Regions from separate parts of the Homo sapiens genome. Here regions 1 and 2 are each linked to region 3. The links are chromatin loops, found by intact Hi-C in ENCODE. Cell type or tissue: heart right ventricle. All regions are shown on one strand. Links, peaks and the distances in the headings refer to the core of each region. The heading gives the core; the rest is flanking DNA. Region 1 overlaps DYM (dymeclin). Region 2 overlaps DYM (dymeclin). Region 3 overlaps CTIF (cap binding complex dependent translation initiation factor).

What was found. Peaks named below come from ENCODE experiments on the same cell type or tissue, not always from the same donor. Only the 100,000 strongest peaks of a DNase experiment are listed, where the experiment ranks them.
Region 1: a loop joins it to region 3, with 4 times the contacts of the local background. A loop is called at or near these places in 9 of 110 quality-filtered maps.
Region 2: a loop joins it to region 3, with 2.6 times the contacts of the local background. A loop is called at or near these places in 9 of 110 quality-filtered maps.

The regions. Positions count from the first base shown.
Region 1 is chr18:49,160,791-49,165,879 of GRCh38, forward strand. DYM (dymeclin) reads right to left here. Exons shown (of 18, transcript NM_001353214.3): 15 at 2,895-2,997. Among named protein-coding and RNA genes, the nearest start is that of MIR4744, 110 kb to the left of the region's middle. RefSeq lists a silencer at 1,058-1,117. In heart right ventricle, for the core only: a CTCF peak has its summit at 1,915; no DNase peak of the experiment used is centred there.
Region 2 is chr18:49,182,773-49,187,861 of GRCh38, forward strand. The region is part of intron 14 of DYM (dymeclin); the gene reads right to left. Among named protein-coding and RNA genes, the nearest start is that of MIR4744, 140 kb to the left of the region's middle. RefSeq lists enhancers at 3,885-4,386, 4,387-4,886. In heart right ventricle, for the core only: no CTCF peak of the experiment used is centred there; a DNase peak (open chromatin) is centred at 3,009.
Region 3 is chr18:48,710,031-48,715,119 of GRCh38, forward strand. CTIF (cap binding complex dependent translation initiation factor) reads left to right here. Exons shown (of 12, transcript NM_014772.3): 7 at 1,589-1,665. Among named protein-coding and RNA genes, the nearest start is that of MIR4743, 42 kb to the left of the region's middle. In heart right ventricle, for the core only: a CTCF peak has its summit at 2,041 (motif pointing right); a DNase peak (open chromatin) is centred at 2,081; H3K27ac peaks cover 2,500 bases.

The sequences.
Region 1 (5,089 bases), core at 834-3,333, 450 kb after region 3:
AAAATGGTTTCAAATGTGTAAATCACTTATACAACAGTGTTTTGAGCAATGGGAATGACCAACAAAACATTGAAGTATCATGAAAGAACATACAACGGTGCTTATTTTTAAGGTTACTGCTGTTTGTTTAATCACCTTTCAGGTCTCTATCAGGAGTGATTCACAGTCATCTCTCCTACTGAATCAGTGCTAACCATTCTCTTCAATTAAATCTGAGAAAAGGCAGCAAAATTCAAGTTCATAAACCCATTTGGAAAATGTTGTGATTTACAAAGTCTCATACACATAAATGTTAAGAAAAAAAAAAAAAAGGATTGTCAATGACAGATTCCAAATGGAATTTTCCCACTATTTCTAGAAGCAGATGCTTTAAGAAATTCATTTTTACTTAGTGAAAATTTTATACAAGAAGAAAATATTCAATCAGTGACTCTAAAATCTGTAAACTTCAGTAGCAGAATTCACAGGACTGTTACAAATTCAAATTGTCCTATCATGGCATAATTACCTCCATGGTTGGCAAATACCAGTAAATATGACCTATTTCCTCAAATATTAATTTTATAGATCTCTGATTAAAGAAGAATGCTACTAAGGCAACATCAGAACTTCAGAACTATACATATTCAACACATTTTTGTGGAGTAAATGGCACAGGAATACTACATAAATCAAATAATAATTGCTTATAAATAACAAAACATTTGCAGATGACCCAAATTCAAGTTTTTGGTAAACCCAACTCCCCATTGCCACCCTGGCCCCGATAGGGTTTCTAAACAGTTACTAGATATATTTTTCTTATCACAGGTATGGCAAGTGTAGAATTAAGCGAGCTGTTATGCTAATTAAAAAATTAGAACATTCAACTTAACAGGAAAATCTTAAAAGATACATTTTGGAATTATAAACTTAATACCTTAAGGGGATGACAGATTGTGACATCACATACCCACACACACACGAGAAAAAACTAGCACCAGTCAGGCTGTGGCTGCACACAGCTATCTTTGTTTATCATTGACTGATATCTGGACTGGGTACTGTTCCCACAGTCTCATATCAGGACAACCATTTAGAAATGAAACAAACCACAGGAAAGAAGCAAGGCAACTCTACAGCTGTCTGGTATGCATCATCACTGCAAACTCAGAACTAAAGAGTTCTCTAATAAAGTTTCTAAATACCAATCCACTATGTTGTTGTCTGGAGATTTAGAGCTGTCCTTATTAGAACTTGATGAACTTCTCCTGTGGTTAATGGCAAGATAATTTTTAGCATCTTCATCAAAGCCATATTCCAAAATATAAGAAATGTCACAGGTAGTCACACTACTTTAAGAAAATTTATAACACATTCTCTTTCCTATTATTATATTATGCTCACCCCTGTGCTGTTTCTATTCTATTCCATCAGCATCCTCTAAGGTCAGGTGATGTCTTAGTGCATTTTCTGTCGGTTAGAACAGAATACCTGAAACTAGGTAATTTATAAAGAAAAAGGAATTTATACAGTTATGGAGGCTGGGAAGGCCATGGTCAAGGAGATGCAGCTGGTGAGAACCTTCTTGCTAGTGGTGACTCTCTGTGGCATCCCAAGATGATGCAGGGTATCACACAGTGCATGCTAACATGCTAGCTCAAGTCTCTCTTCCTCTTCTTATAAAGCTACTAGTTCCCCTCCTATGCTAACCTATTAATCCATTAACTCACTAATCTATTGATCCATGAATTCATTAATCCATTTATAAGGGATCCAATCACCTATTCAAGGTCCCACTTCTCAATACTGCCACACTGGGGATTAAGTTTCAACATGAGTTTTGGATGGCACATTCAACCGTAGCAGTTGGTAATAAACTCTTCGTCATTAAGGTGGATGGAACAAAGGCCACATGTTACTGCTGCTCTCTTCTGACCATGTCTGGTAAGACTGGAGTCACACCCTGATGAGAGCAGAGCCAATTAGATTCTCTTTCTCAGGAATTGAGAATGAGGACTTTAAGACTTTAAGACAGCTAAAGGCACTGCACTCACAAGGTTGGAGGGAAGAAGAGGAAGGGCTGGGGTTGCTATTTTAGGTCCAAGTAAGCAAACAGATAAACCTGGATGGTAGAAAGCAGCAGCAGAATAAAGCAGAAGCAAAAGGAAGCAGAGACCAGAAACGAAATGACCCCCAAAACAGGACCCAATGGCTTTTCAATTTTAGGTTCCAGATCTCTGGGAAATCCAGGTGTACTTGCTCCCCTTAAGTTCAATAAGGAATCTTTGCATACTTCCTATAAAATCATCCCTGCTTTTGTTTTTGTGTTATTAGCTTGAGTGGGTTTCTCAACTCAGATATAAAGATTCTTAATTATGTACAAATTATTGGTTTAAGGTTGATTTTCTTCAACCACTTGTTAACAATCATTTACAACTTGTTCCCTTGATTTGAGACATCATTCTTCTATTTGCATATTAGAGGTTTCTTGGGCAGCAAAGATTTTCAGCACAGTAAAATCTTGAGAAGAGAGGGGTAATGCTATTATAAATTTTACAATGAAATAATTTATTTATTTATTATTTTTTTGAGATGCAGAGTCTTACTGTGTCACCCAGGCTACAGTGCAGGGGCATGATCTCAGCTCACTGCAACCTCTGCCTCCCGGATTCAAGTGATTCTCCTGCCTCGGCCTCCCAAATAGCTGGGACTACAGGTGTGCACCACCACACCCGGCTAATTTTTGCATTTTTAGTAGAGATGGGGTTTCACCATGTTGGCCAGGCTGGTCTTGAACTCCCGACCAAGTGATCCATCTGCCTCGGCCTCCCAAAGTGCTGGGATTACAGGCAGGAGTTACTGTGCCTGGCTGAAAGGAAAATTTTTTATTGATGAATAAGGTAACTACTTACATAATCTGGTAGAGGAACATCATTAGAACTCAGCGAACCTCTCAAGGACTGTGTGGCTTGTTCCAGAACTTTGTTGTGTTTTTTAGACAGCAAAGAAAATAAACTGGAAAAACAAACAAAAAACCAATTATATTAAAGGAACTGTTTTCTTTTCTGTCTTCTGTGGAAATATATAGTTCCACAGCATGTCAATTATTCTAAAATATACTTGTAAATGATTCTTTCTTCATGCCTGTGTTAACAGCAAGATTAATAATAGTATTTATGTAAGAAAAAAGGAGTGGGGAGGATGTTTAAATCATAAGAATTCTAAAAAATTTTTTAATGACAGTTTAAAATTATGTTTCAAACACAGGAGCATTTTTCATAAGATTACTATAGGGAAAAGAATAGTGGCAAAAACCTGAGATGTAGACTATGACTAACTCATAGTGCAATCTACTACAAGTCACTTGAGCTTGTGTATTTTCTCATCTTCTGAAAAAGTGTGTTGGACAAGATTATTTCTCTACTGTCATACAGAGTCTATGGTTCTGTATTATAGCTTTATTTCTCAAAAATAATGATTCAAAATGTTTTATAAGATTTCTGCTTCTGGCCATGACAGATTAACTGATACTGGACTAACTCTCCTGCTATCACTAACTGAAAACTAAAAAAAAAAAATGACACAACTGTTTTCAGATGTAACACAACATGTGAAGTAAAGGATTATAATCCCTAACAAAAGGGAGATGAAGATGAGCCCCATAATGGTGAGCTTCTGTCTCGAGGAACATTGCAGACTATGGTCCAGGAAGGTGGGACCCAAAGAGTACACAGCAGTGTTGTGCTGAGCTAAGGCAGAGAGAGGAATTTAACACTGCTGTGGCAACTGCATTTTGCAAGGTGGAATACTAGAGAGGAGAGAATTTCCAGAAAGCAGGTCCAGAAATCCAAGTGTCTTCTTGAATGTTTGTATAAATGTTAAGCTGTAATGTGCAGAGCAAGACTCCACAAGGTGTGGCAGTAAACAACTACCCAGGAGCTGTAAATTAAACAGAGATTTTGGGGACCATAACAGACTGAGGGATATTGGAGCTCCAACCAGCCAGAAGATAAAAATCAATGAACATGAACATTTAGTTGAATGCTTAGAAAGGCCATGCTTTAGGAGTCAGACTATTCTATTCTAGAGTGCAAATTACTTTATTCTAAGAGGCACCCTAATAGAGCAAAACAAACAATCTTCAAAGAATACAGTTGATTTACATTAAATATAAATGCACTAAACACTCCAGTTAAATGTCAGAGATTTTCAGACTGGATAAAAAAGCGAGACCCAACCATGTGCAGTTTAAAAGAGACACATTTGTAAATTTAAAGATACAGACAAGTTAACAAAAGGATACAAAAAAGACATACTATAAAAACATTAATCATAAGGAAGTTGGAATGGCCATGTTAATTTCCGACAAAGTAGGCTTAAGAACAATATTATTATTACTAGAGATAAAGAGGGAGATTTTATAATGATGAAAGCCAGTTTACCATGAAAACATAACAATCCTAAATACTTATGTGCCTAATAAAAGAACTTCAGAGGTATGTATTATAATTATATGATCCCAATATTAAATTTATTGTATCAAATAAAGAAAGGATTCTTCTTTGGGATAGATGGCAGCTTAAAAACAAAGGCAATTCTGATTCCATGTACTTCCCATAAAAATCTGAAGTATGGCCTTTAGTATTTTTTTATGCCAAAACTTCACTGTAGTATTTAGTAATCCCCTTACAAATAAAATATTTAAATATCAATTTAGGAAAATCTGTAATTATTTCAGATGGTTTAAAAAGGATATCCATTGAAGACAGGGCCACTAAGTAGTCTTTGTAGATTAAGTTTCAACTCATATCATCAAGGAAAAAAATTCCTTAACATTTATTGGTAATGTTAGATGTTGTACAAAACAAACATAACAGAGGCAATGAATATTATTTACATTTATACTTAAATAAAGTGGGAAGAAAAATAATTACATGAAGTAATTACTGAATGAATAAGTATGAAATTTTATGATACTGGTTACATGCTGAGGATATATCTGAACGAACGATTTCTTTGAAATGAAACACTTCTGAAATGAAATACTCCAGTGAAGTTTCATGAAGGTCACCTTAGGCCCTACCCAATGTCTTGAAAAAGAAGAAAG
Region 2 (5,089 bases), core at 1,655-4,154, 470 kb after region 3:
ACTCTCAATACTCACAGGGCTCCCCTCAATTGCTAACATCTCTCAGGGATTTGTTTCTTTTGTTGCCTGATGCCCAGTGTCTCCAAAGTCCCTGTTCTATATACTGTGTCTGTTTTGGTTGTTGTTTCAGGCAGAAGGGTAAATCCAGTCTCTGTTACTCTATCTTGGTTGGAAGTGAATAGTGATTTTTGAACATCTGTGTGAAGAAAACCCCACAGTTTTAGATATTTTACGTAGAAACTTAAGGAACACTGGAGAAAACCAAAGATTTTTAATGTAATGTTTTTCCTTACTTGAAGTGGTGATTGCACATTTTTTTTCCATCTCTGATAACCACAGTATTTTAAATTTCACTGTGATTTTTTAAATACAACACTACGTATTTGAGGGGAAATTTTATTCACCTAATCCCACTAATTAAGTGATTTGTATCACTGTATTTTATTTGCACAACTAGTCTCTTATTGTAGATTGTAAATGCCAGTCATTGATAGTCTTTTAAAACTTATCCTTCATTGTGAAAATCAACATATTAGGTACTTGCTACTTTTCCAGAAAACGTTGTGGCACCATCAGGAAGGACAAACACCACAAGGCAGTCCTGCACTTCTAAATTTGTGCCCATCACTCTTTACTTCACTCCACATCAGTCCGCTCATCATTCCTGCACACTCCATTCTGTTCCTCCGTTAACTGCTTGGCCTACACTCACTTCCCTCCCCTATACAAACCTGCCTGGCAATTTTCGATTCACCCTTCAAAATGTAGCTTAGAAAAATATTTACCACATTTTCAAGTTAATTATATACATTTTATTTCACTAAATATTAAGTTCTTGAGCCTGGGATAGTTCACTTCTGCCTCTTTGATGCCTAGCGTAGTGCCTGTACATTTAACAGGGTCTCAAAAAATGTTTATTTAATTGAACTGAACTCAGAAATAATTTGGGATGCACAGTGTTAGGGACTGAATGTATGTGTCTCCCCCAAATTTCCTATGTTGAAGCCCTAACCTCTAGTATCGCTGTATTTGGAATAAGGAAATAATTAAGGTTAATGAGGTCATAAGGGTGAGGCTCTGACCCAAAAGGATTAGTGTCTCCATACAAAGAGACACCACAGATCTCTCTCTCTGTGCACGTACTAAGAAGAGGCCTTGTGAACACGCAGTGAGAAGGCAGCCATCTGCAGCCCAAGGGGAGGGCCCTCACCAGACCCCACTAGACCCCACCCTACTGGCACTTTGATCTTGGACTTCCAGTTTCTACAACAGTGAGAAAATAAACTTCTGTTGTTTAAGCCACTCAGTCTATGGTATTTTGTTATGAGCCTGAGCTGACTAATATACATAGGGATGTGTTTAAGATGAGGCAGTTCCTCTCTTCCCACTAAAAAGCAAGTTAGGGCTCTTGGGTCTCCAGTAGTAAAAACTCTTCTGTTGGGAAAAACAAAAAAACAAAAAACAAAATTTTTTTTTTTTTGGCGGGGGAAGGGAAGTGGCCTTTTCTCCAGAGGGCTATGCTTGAAAGAGTATTGTCACTTCATCCTTAGCCAAGGCCACAACTCACTCCCAACTAAGATTAGACATTCCATAAGTTCTCTTACAAGCAAACTAATTATAAAAGAAAGCTCAATTCCCTAAGGACTGGGTTACTGAGGTAGTAGAGAAGTGCAAACCCTTATTCCATCACAGAGTCAGAGTTCAGAGATACTGCAGCAATACAGTATTCCCCCCTTATCCACGGGGGATACATTCTAAGACCCCCAGTGGATTCCCAAAACCATGGATAGTAGCAAACCCAATATATACTATGGTTTTTTGATCTGATAACTGAGATGGCTGCTAAGTAATGGCTGTTAAGTGACTAATGGGCAGGTCGCATATACAACAGGGATACACTACACAAAGGGATGATTCGCATTCCAGGTGGGACACGGCAAAATTTAATTACACTATGCAGCACAGTGCACAATTAAAAACTTACGAATTTTCTATTTCTGAAACTTTCCATTTAATATTTTTAGACTACATTTGATTGTGGGTAACTGAAACCCCAGAAAACAAAACGAGGATAATGGGGGACCACCGCATATATCTCAGAGGTAAGAAGAACTATTACAGGGCTTCTAAAATAACCATCATTTATGACATTATAAAATAAAGCTACAGAAGGAATGAGGAGTGCTAGAAGGAGGCTTTAGTTTTTGGAAGGGGTGGTCAGGGAAGGCTTCACTGAGGAGGTGTCATTTAAGCAAAGACCTGAAGATGCTGTGTGTGTGTGAGTTGTGCACAATCTTGAGAAAGAGTATTTCAATAAAAAGGAACAATAAATACAAGAAGGACATGTTCAAGTTGAATTACAAGTAATCTCATGAATTTCTATAAAAGACCTAAATCACATCATTTTTGTTTGCCAAGAACCATCCCCCATCCCCAAGAAAAGTTTCATCTTTCTTAAAAGAGAAAATTAAATGATTACTATTCAGCTATCATTTATAGCAACAACAGAACCTATCTGCTACAGAGCAGGAATTGGATTTGAAAAACACAATGCTGCTAAAAATTACATCTTTAAGACTTACTTGAATGTAAAATGAGAATTACTGTATTCAATAATTCTATTATATGACTGTGGAAACTTGTCTACTTATGAAAAGTAAGAACAGTCTAGACAGGTAGAAGTTGTAATGTGAGCTTCATAATATTAAAGCTGGAATGAAAAACAGTTTTTCGAATTTATTTCATCAATTACTGAAATATTGCTAGAAATAAAAGGCAGAAAGCTCACAACAACATCAGAAAGCTTAAAGTATTTATCTTTAAATTGAAAATATGCTAACTGCTAATGTATAAAAAGTAGTTGTTATTGTAGTAATAGTAGAAAAAAATAATAGCCACATGTGAGTGCTTAGCATGTGACATGTACTGTGCAAAGTATTTTGCGTGTACACATGGCCTCGTTTAATCCTGGCCTCAACCCAGAGGGGCAGGTTTCCCTGTTATTCCCAACTTGCTTGCTGAAGATTACCAGCTGGTCAGTGGCAGAACTAGAACTCAAGCCTAGGCAGCCTGACTCATAGCCTAAGCACCATATGCACAATGCTATGAAAACACCAACATTTGTCTATCAACCTCAGCAACTGTTTCTGCTTGTCCTGACCAAAATCTGACACCTTCCTGTTTAGTTTTTAAAGGATTATTACGATGTGTCACTTTCAAAACTCAGGATTTTAATTTTTCCTGTCTTTGTGATCTATTAATGAATTCCAAGTCATTATTTAATAATAATGGGATAACCACATCTTGATTTGTCCAGTCCCAGTTTACACATTTTGTCTCACTAAATAGTATCCCTTTCACTCTCTTAAAGTGACCAGGTTTGGATCATAAATTATATAATCACTCACTTAATAATCACTTTATTTTTTGCTCTGCCCACTGTCTTTTTTTATTAAACAATGAAACTTACTGAACTGCTAGCATTCTCTCTTTTAGAGGGAGTATATGTTCAAACACACTTCTAATCAGTGTTGGCTCTCAACATTTAAAGCACAACTTTTTTTCTTGTCTTTAAATGGTCCACAACTCTTTTCCAATTCTTATGTCTGATCTCATCTCCTCCCACATCCTGTCCCATTCCCTGTTGTCTTCTCCTAAATGAATCCTTTGTCTCTCTCGCCCACTATTGCCTATATCTTCTTTTATGCCACCCCCTACGCTTGGAACAAACCTATTAATCCACCAAAGGTCTGTCCTCCAAAAACTTCTTTAAAAGTCACTTTAGTCAGTAAGCCTACCTAAGATCATCCATCCACCCACCTGTCCTATTTATGGACTGAATCCATCAGGCCAACCTCTTTGAGGCTCAGATTTGAAACATTTTTTATTATTTTTACACTACTATGAGGTTCACCATCTTCACTCACACCGAAGAGAATGTGAATTCTAACAAACTTTACAATGTAAAAGTAGGGCTTTCAGGTATATCTGTATCTAGTAACCAAAAATGCACGCATAATCCAGAGGGATCTTGCTAAAAAATTATAAATCCAACCATCACTTTCAGAGGACATAGGGACAAACGCTCAGTTGTGAATATCCGATTGTCAAAAGGGAGATCATATATTCACTGCCGGTACACAATCTTCTTTTTTTTTTTTTTTTTTTTTGAGATGGAGTCTCTGTCACCCAGGCTGGAGTGCAGTGGTGCGATCTCGGCTCACTGCAAGCTCCGCTTCCTGGGTTCACGCCATTCTCCTGCCTCAGCCGTCCGAGTAGCTGGGACTATAGGCGCCTGCCACCACACCCAGCTAATTTTTTGTATGTTTAGTAGAGGCGGGGTTTCACTGTGTTAGCCAGGATAGTCTCAATCTCCTGACCTCATGATCGCCCGCCTCGGCCTCCCAAAGTGCTGGCATTACAGGTGTGAGCCACTGCGCCCGGCCGCTGCTGGTACACAGTCTAAGAAAAGTTACTCTTGCAATCTCATGGGGAAAATGGGTGAAGTGAAGATCTGGTCTTGTCCTGCTCCTAACACCTACAACTTGCCCAATTCTGAGTATCAACTCTGTGCTCATTTGTTCACATTGACAGTAAGGACAGTAATAAATAAACAAAATAGCACACATGGAAAGCTGTCACTTTTGGGCCAAACACTATACATTTAGTGAGCTAGTATAATGAGCTAAGGCATTAGAAATCCCATTAACATATTTTTCAGCAGAATTGTACATTAAACAAGACAATTAATTCTAGGTAACACTGATTTTTGAACATCACAGTTTAAGACAAATACAAGGAATTAAAATTCAAAGCTGAAATAGGACATCAGAAAGATATTTTTAATGGGATGATAATATATCTAAAAATAACAGAATGAGAATGAAACTCTCCCCAAATATTTGAGTAACAAATATTAATAGGCCAGAAAATAACTATTGTATTTATATAAATATAGACCACCAGAAGAAATGTCATTTGGTTATGTAAGAGGGAAAAATTCACTTTTCTAAATGTACAAAATCAGAGACTATCACCTACAGAACCATGTTAGGAAAAATAACATGATAATACATATGGCTTCTTTATG
Region 3 (5,089 bases), core at 894-3,393:
CTCTCTGGGAAGCTCCCCAAAACTGGCCAGTCCCAGCATAGCCAGGGTGGTCAGTTTCCCCCATGAGCTTGGGGGCTGAGCCCCGTGAAGGCAAAACAGTGGGACCCTCCTTTATGGAACCTGAATCCCGAGGGCTGCATGTGCCCCACCACAGGGTGTAACCCACAGGACTATGATCTCTAACTCACTGTGTGGCCACTCTGGGCCTTGGGCTCCCTGCCTGTAAGGTGGGGAGTGGGCCAGAATAGACCCCCTCTGACTGCTCTCCAGCAGCCTGGACCCTGTGGCTCCCTGTCATCCAGCGCATGCTCAGGTCGCTGCAGGTGGGTGGGAGTCACACTCAGGCTATGGCCTCTGCATCCAGGCCTATACCCAGGTGTCCCAGGTCCAAGCCAGACCACTCCCTCCCACTTGACTCCAAGCCTTGGTACCCCCTACTCCACCCCAGGCCGCTCATAATGGAATGGTAGTGCATGGTGGTGCTCTCTGCCATGTCCACACCAGAACACACTTTTCTGTTGGAGGAGGGATGGGAAGAGGTGGTAAGAGCAGAGCTGGCCATCAGCCCAGCTTGTGCAAATAGCTCTGCCTGTGATCCTGCATTTGCAGGATCTGCCCTGGGTTGCAAATAGAGGGTCTCTCTCCAACCTTGATGTAGATGTAGAAATAGTTGCTGTCATGATGACAATACGCAAAAGACTATCCTTAGAATTTTCCCCAGTTCCTCCTTTAAAGTTGAAAAAGGAGCCTGGGCAACAAAGTGAGACCCCATCTCTGCAAAAAATCAAAAAACAAGCCAGGCGTGGTGATGTGTGCCTATGATACTGGCTACACGGGAGGCTGAGGAAGGAGGATTGCTTGAGCTCAGGAGGTCAAGGCTGCAGTGAGCCGTGTTTGTACCACAGCTCTTCAGCCTGGATGACAAAACAAGACCCTGTCTCAAATAATAATAATAATGATGATAGTAATGCTGAAAAAGTAATTTAGCTAATTCCATGTTTTCCTAAATACTCCCTAGGCAATATAGGGAAAGAAGATCTTGGGTAAAAATTTCACTGGGGGTGCCTGGACTAGGTTTAGGAGACAAATTTCCTCTTCACAGGGCTTAGGGTTTTCAGGCTTCACCTCCTTGGTCCTCTAGCAGCCCAGAGAAGAAGGGTAACATTCCCATTGTGTTATGGAACTTGTGCTTAGAGAAGTAACTTGTCCTGGGATGCACAGCCAGTGAGCTGCAGAACCTGGCCCCAGCTCTGTTGCTCATTTTCTGCAAAACCTTGAACCAGCTTGTTCATCTTTCCAGATTTGAATGTCTCATCTGTAATTCAAGGACTTGGACATAATGGATTCTAAGGTCCTCATTGTCCCTACTGTTCTTTGATTCTGTAATTCCAGCATCACTGCCTGGTAGGAAGTTCATTGACTCTACTGTTTTTCCTTTTTCAGTCTGGATTTGGTGGTTAGAGTCTAGTCTCTCCAAACTCTTGATGTCTTTCTGTCTTAGATGCTGGTGTACTTAGTGCAGTCCCAGAGGTGCTTTGCTCTCTTTCAGGAGTTACTAATGATCCCCCTTCCTCCCCCCATGACACAGGGCTACCACCCGATGCCCCATGAAGTGGAGATCGCACACACCAAGAAGCTGTTCCGCAGGAGGAGAAATGATCGAAGGTAGGAGAGACTTCGTCGTGAGCTTTGGGTTTTCCTTTCCTGCTTCTGCCATCTGTAGCGACGTCAGCTTTGGCCTGCATTTCGCTTTTCCCAGTCACCAGCTGATCCTGATGAGATGGGGTTGGTGGCATCGTGGGTTGGTTACTGGCTGGGGATTCCCCAGGGGCAGAGTGGCGGCTCCACTTCTCTTGTTGGCCTAGGGATTGGCTCCCTTCAGGCGTTTGGCTGAGAGCCCACCATCACCACTGCCTCTTCCTGGGGGTCAGGCAGTGACCAGGCTTTGCAGTTCAGGAGGAAAAATGCTGTTTCCGCTGACCTCAAAGCAACAATAGTGGTCCTCAGAAAATAGGACTGGCTGGCTGTGTGTTTTGAGACATGGCCTCCAGGAGGCTCCTGGAGCTCACAAGTGCAAGAGTATCTGTTTTCCTCCTCCCTGGTCATTGGGGGTTGTCCCTCATGCGTGCTGGCTCTGCTGTCACAGGCAACACACAGATCAGCAATGGCACATGCTACTGCTCCCAAATTCCTGGGGGAACCCACTTAAACTAAGGCAGAAACCGAGATCTCCTGTGGAGCTCAGACTCCCGAGTGACAATGGGGCCAGGAAAGGGGCAATGAGGTAGCCCTGGATAAGAACATGCAGCTGAAATTGAGCATCCTGGGAATGTGTGCATTTATTTTCAAAAAGGCTTTCTTATAAGGGGAGATCTTCAAGATATATTTTAAGTGGAAAAAATTCAGGTGCAGAGTAATGTTTCTTATGTGTGGTCATTTATGCAAAAGGGGGAGTTAGAGTATATTTTTTGCTTGAACATGCATAAATTATTTCTGGATGGAAATACCAAAAAAAGAACGAACAAAAAGGCTTATGCCTCAGGAATTAAAATGAGGTGTTCCTCTATAGGGAATATATTCTTAGATAAAGATGACGGCTTTTGGTTCTACCTTTAATGAACAGAGAATGTTCTCTGAGGGCCAAGAAACAGCCGGTGGACATGCCTTGCTCAGAACCCTAGCGGCGCCTGTGCTCAGGCTGGCTGGCCACCTCCTTAGGCTGAGACCAGGGTCTCTGATCCTTCCCTACGCATGCACACCCTGAATAGGGATTATTAGGTGGTGACTGCAACTCTCAGGGTGGATGTAGGCCTGGGTGCCCAGACTGCTTTGTCATCCACTGGTGGATTAAGTGGATCTGAACACATTCACAGAGGATGGCAAATGTATAAGTAGCTTGGGAAGAAGGCAGTGTCCTGGCTTAGAAATCAGAACCACCAGACACTTTCTGTAGAAGCACCAGGCATCAAAAAGGAACACTGAGCAGGAAGAGGTGGACCCAGGCCTGTTCCTGCCTTGACCAGAGTACAGTTTATCGCATCGTGTGTGCTGCCTTTTTGCTGTGCAGCATCACAGAGGCAAATTCCTGGTTTCTGGGTTCCTGGTAGAGGGAAGAAGGAGGCAGCACCCCTCAAGGAGGAATAGGGTTCACAGGGGCCTGGGAGGTGTCAGAGAGAGCAAAGGCTTTATGTCCTCTGCCTCTGGCCCTGTAGTCTCTGATGGCAGGGAAGACCCAGAGTGTGTGTCTGGGAGGTGTGGAGAGTCCCCGAGCTTCCTGATGAGAAGTCACCCTCTGCCCCACCTCTCTGCGCCCAGGCAATGGCAGGCTGCCACCCAGCATCCAGGTCAGCCTGCATGTCCATTTCTGGGCCAGGTCACCTCACTCAGCAGGAAGACCCTGGACAGTGGCAGGCCTCCGGAAAGCAGCAGCGTGACCCAGGGATGTAGGAAGAGGAGCGCGGCATGCAACGGCTGGGAAGCCGAGCTTCCGCTGAGCTGCGCTCACATTCACCAATGTCCGGGTTAGGTCAGCACACCTCCCAAAGGATGTGGACGGGCCAGGGTCCAAAGTGAGGCAATAAAGATGATTAAAGGGGTGGAAAGTATGTCCTGTGAGGAGTGCTGGAGGGCTGGGGCCAGGGAAGAGGAGGCCGGAGGGAAGGAACATCGTGCCGTGAAACTCATGAAAGATTTATACGGAGAGATGAGGGGCCGCTGCCTCCATGTCCACAGGGACCCAGACTAGAGGAAGTCAGCTTGGATGGAAGAACAGAGTTTTCAGCTAGACCGAAGACAGACTTATGGAGCAAACATCTTGACCATTTGGGGCAACACTGTGCAAGTCAGAGCAGCAGCCATGCCTGAACACAGAGCGTGTGCTCGTCGGGGCGCCCCGCTCTAATTCCTCTTCTAGATGCGGTAGAATCCGTTACTCACTCACAGCCTGGAGCTGTCGTGGAGTCCTCAGGTGATGGGGACTTTCAGGAGGAAAGCAGGCAGCCATATAGTTTAAGGACCTTTTTGTCTAAAAGCAGGGGTCTCCTGAGTCTGTTTTGGGAAATCGTGGGATTCTGCCACCCAAAGAGCCGCTGCAGAATATTATCAGGTGACCCCTAACCTTCCCAGCTAATGACCCATAGTAGTAGCCTTGCTAAGTGTCAAACCTGCATATTTGACCTTGGAAGTCCATACTTGTGTGCAGCAGGTTCACCTTCCTAATATTCTGGGCTTAAACTACACTGGGAGGGGCTTGCATTTCCTGGGCACGCATGGTGGCAAAGGGAGAAGTGACCAGAATCAGATTTGGTGGACAAAGGGCACAGCCAGCATCTGTGCCATGCCTCTGATCTCCCCCCACCATATGAAGGGAAGGGGCCAGCTGTATCCCTCTGGTGGCTTGGTGGCTCTCCTTGGAATGGAGAGGAGTCTGTGGCTTTCCATCTTCCTGCAAAGTGGCTGGAGTTGGTGTCCGATAGCTGCAAACTCCAGGCAGCATGAGCGTGCTGCTGAAGCTAGGAGCATGCAATTTCCCACAGCCTGGAGCAGGGATTTTCAGACTGGGACCTAAAGTCCTAGGCTTCATCAAAGTCTGTGTCCCATCCCAGTTCCAGCTGCACTCTCAGGGGTTTTTGTGTGCCTTACTGCTTTTATTTTCCACTTGTTTAAGTCTGAGGCTGTTAGCAAGCTGAATTATATAGCAGTTTAGGGACATGCCCTGGAATTAGGAGCTGGATGGGAATCCCACCTCCTCTCCTCACTCACCCTATGATCTTGCCAATTACATCACTTTTGAAAGCCCTGTCCCTTCTTCTACAAAATGGGTTCACTAGTCAGGGAGCTGAAAGGAGCTGATTCTAATAAAGCACCTAGAAACACGGTCTTAGTGTTGGCCCACTCTGCAGGTCAGAGGGGGTCCTAGGTGCTCAGGAAGGCTTTCAAGGTAAGTGTGGAGCACAGGTGTCTGCAGTGAGCGGGGAGCTTTTGTCCTGTGATTGTGGCAGCAAACCCGGAAAGCCTTGCCCTGCATTCCCTCCAGGGGCGGGCCGCTAGGATCAATTGTTCCTTCCCCTGGATCCACTTTTAAAGCCCT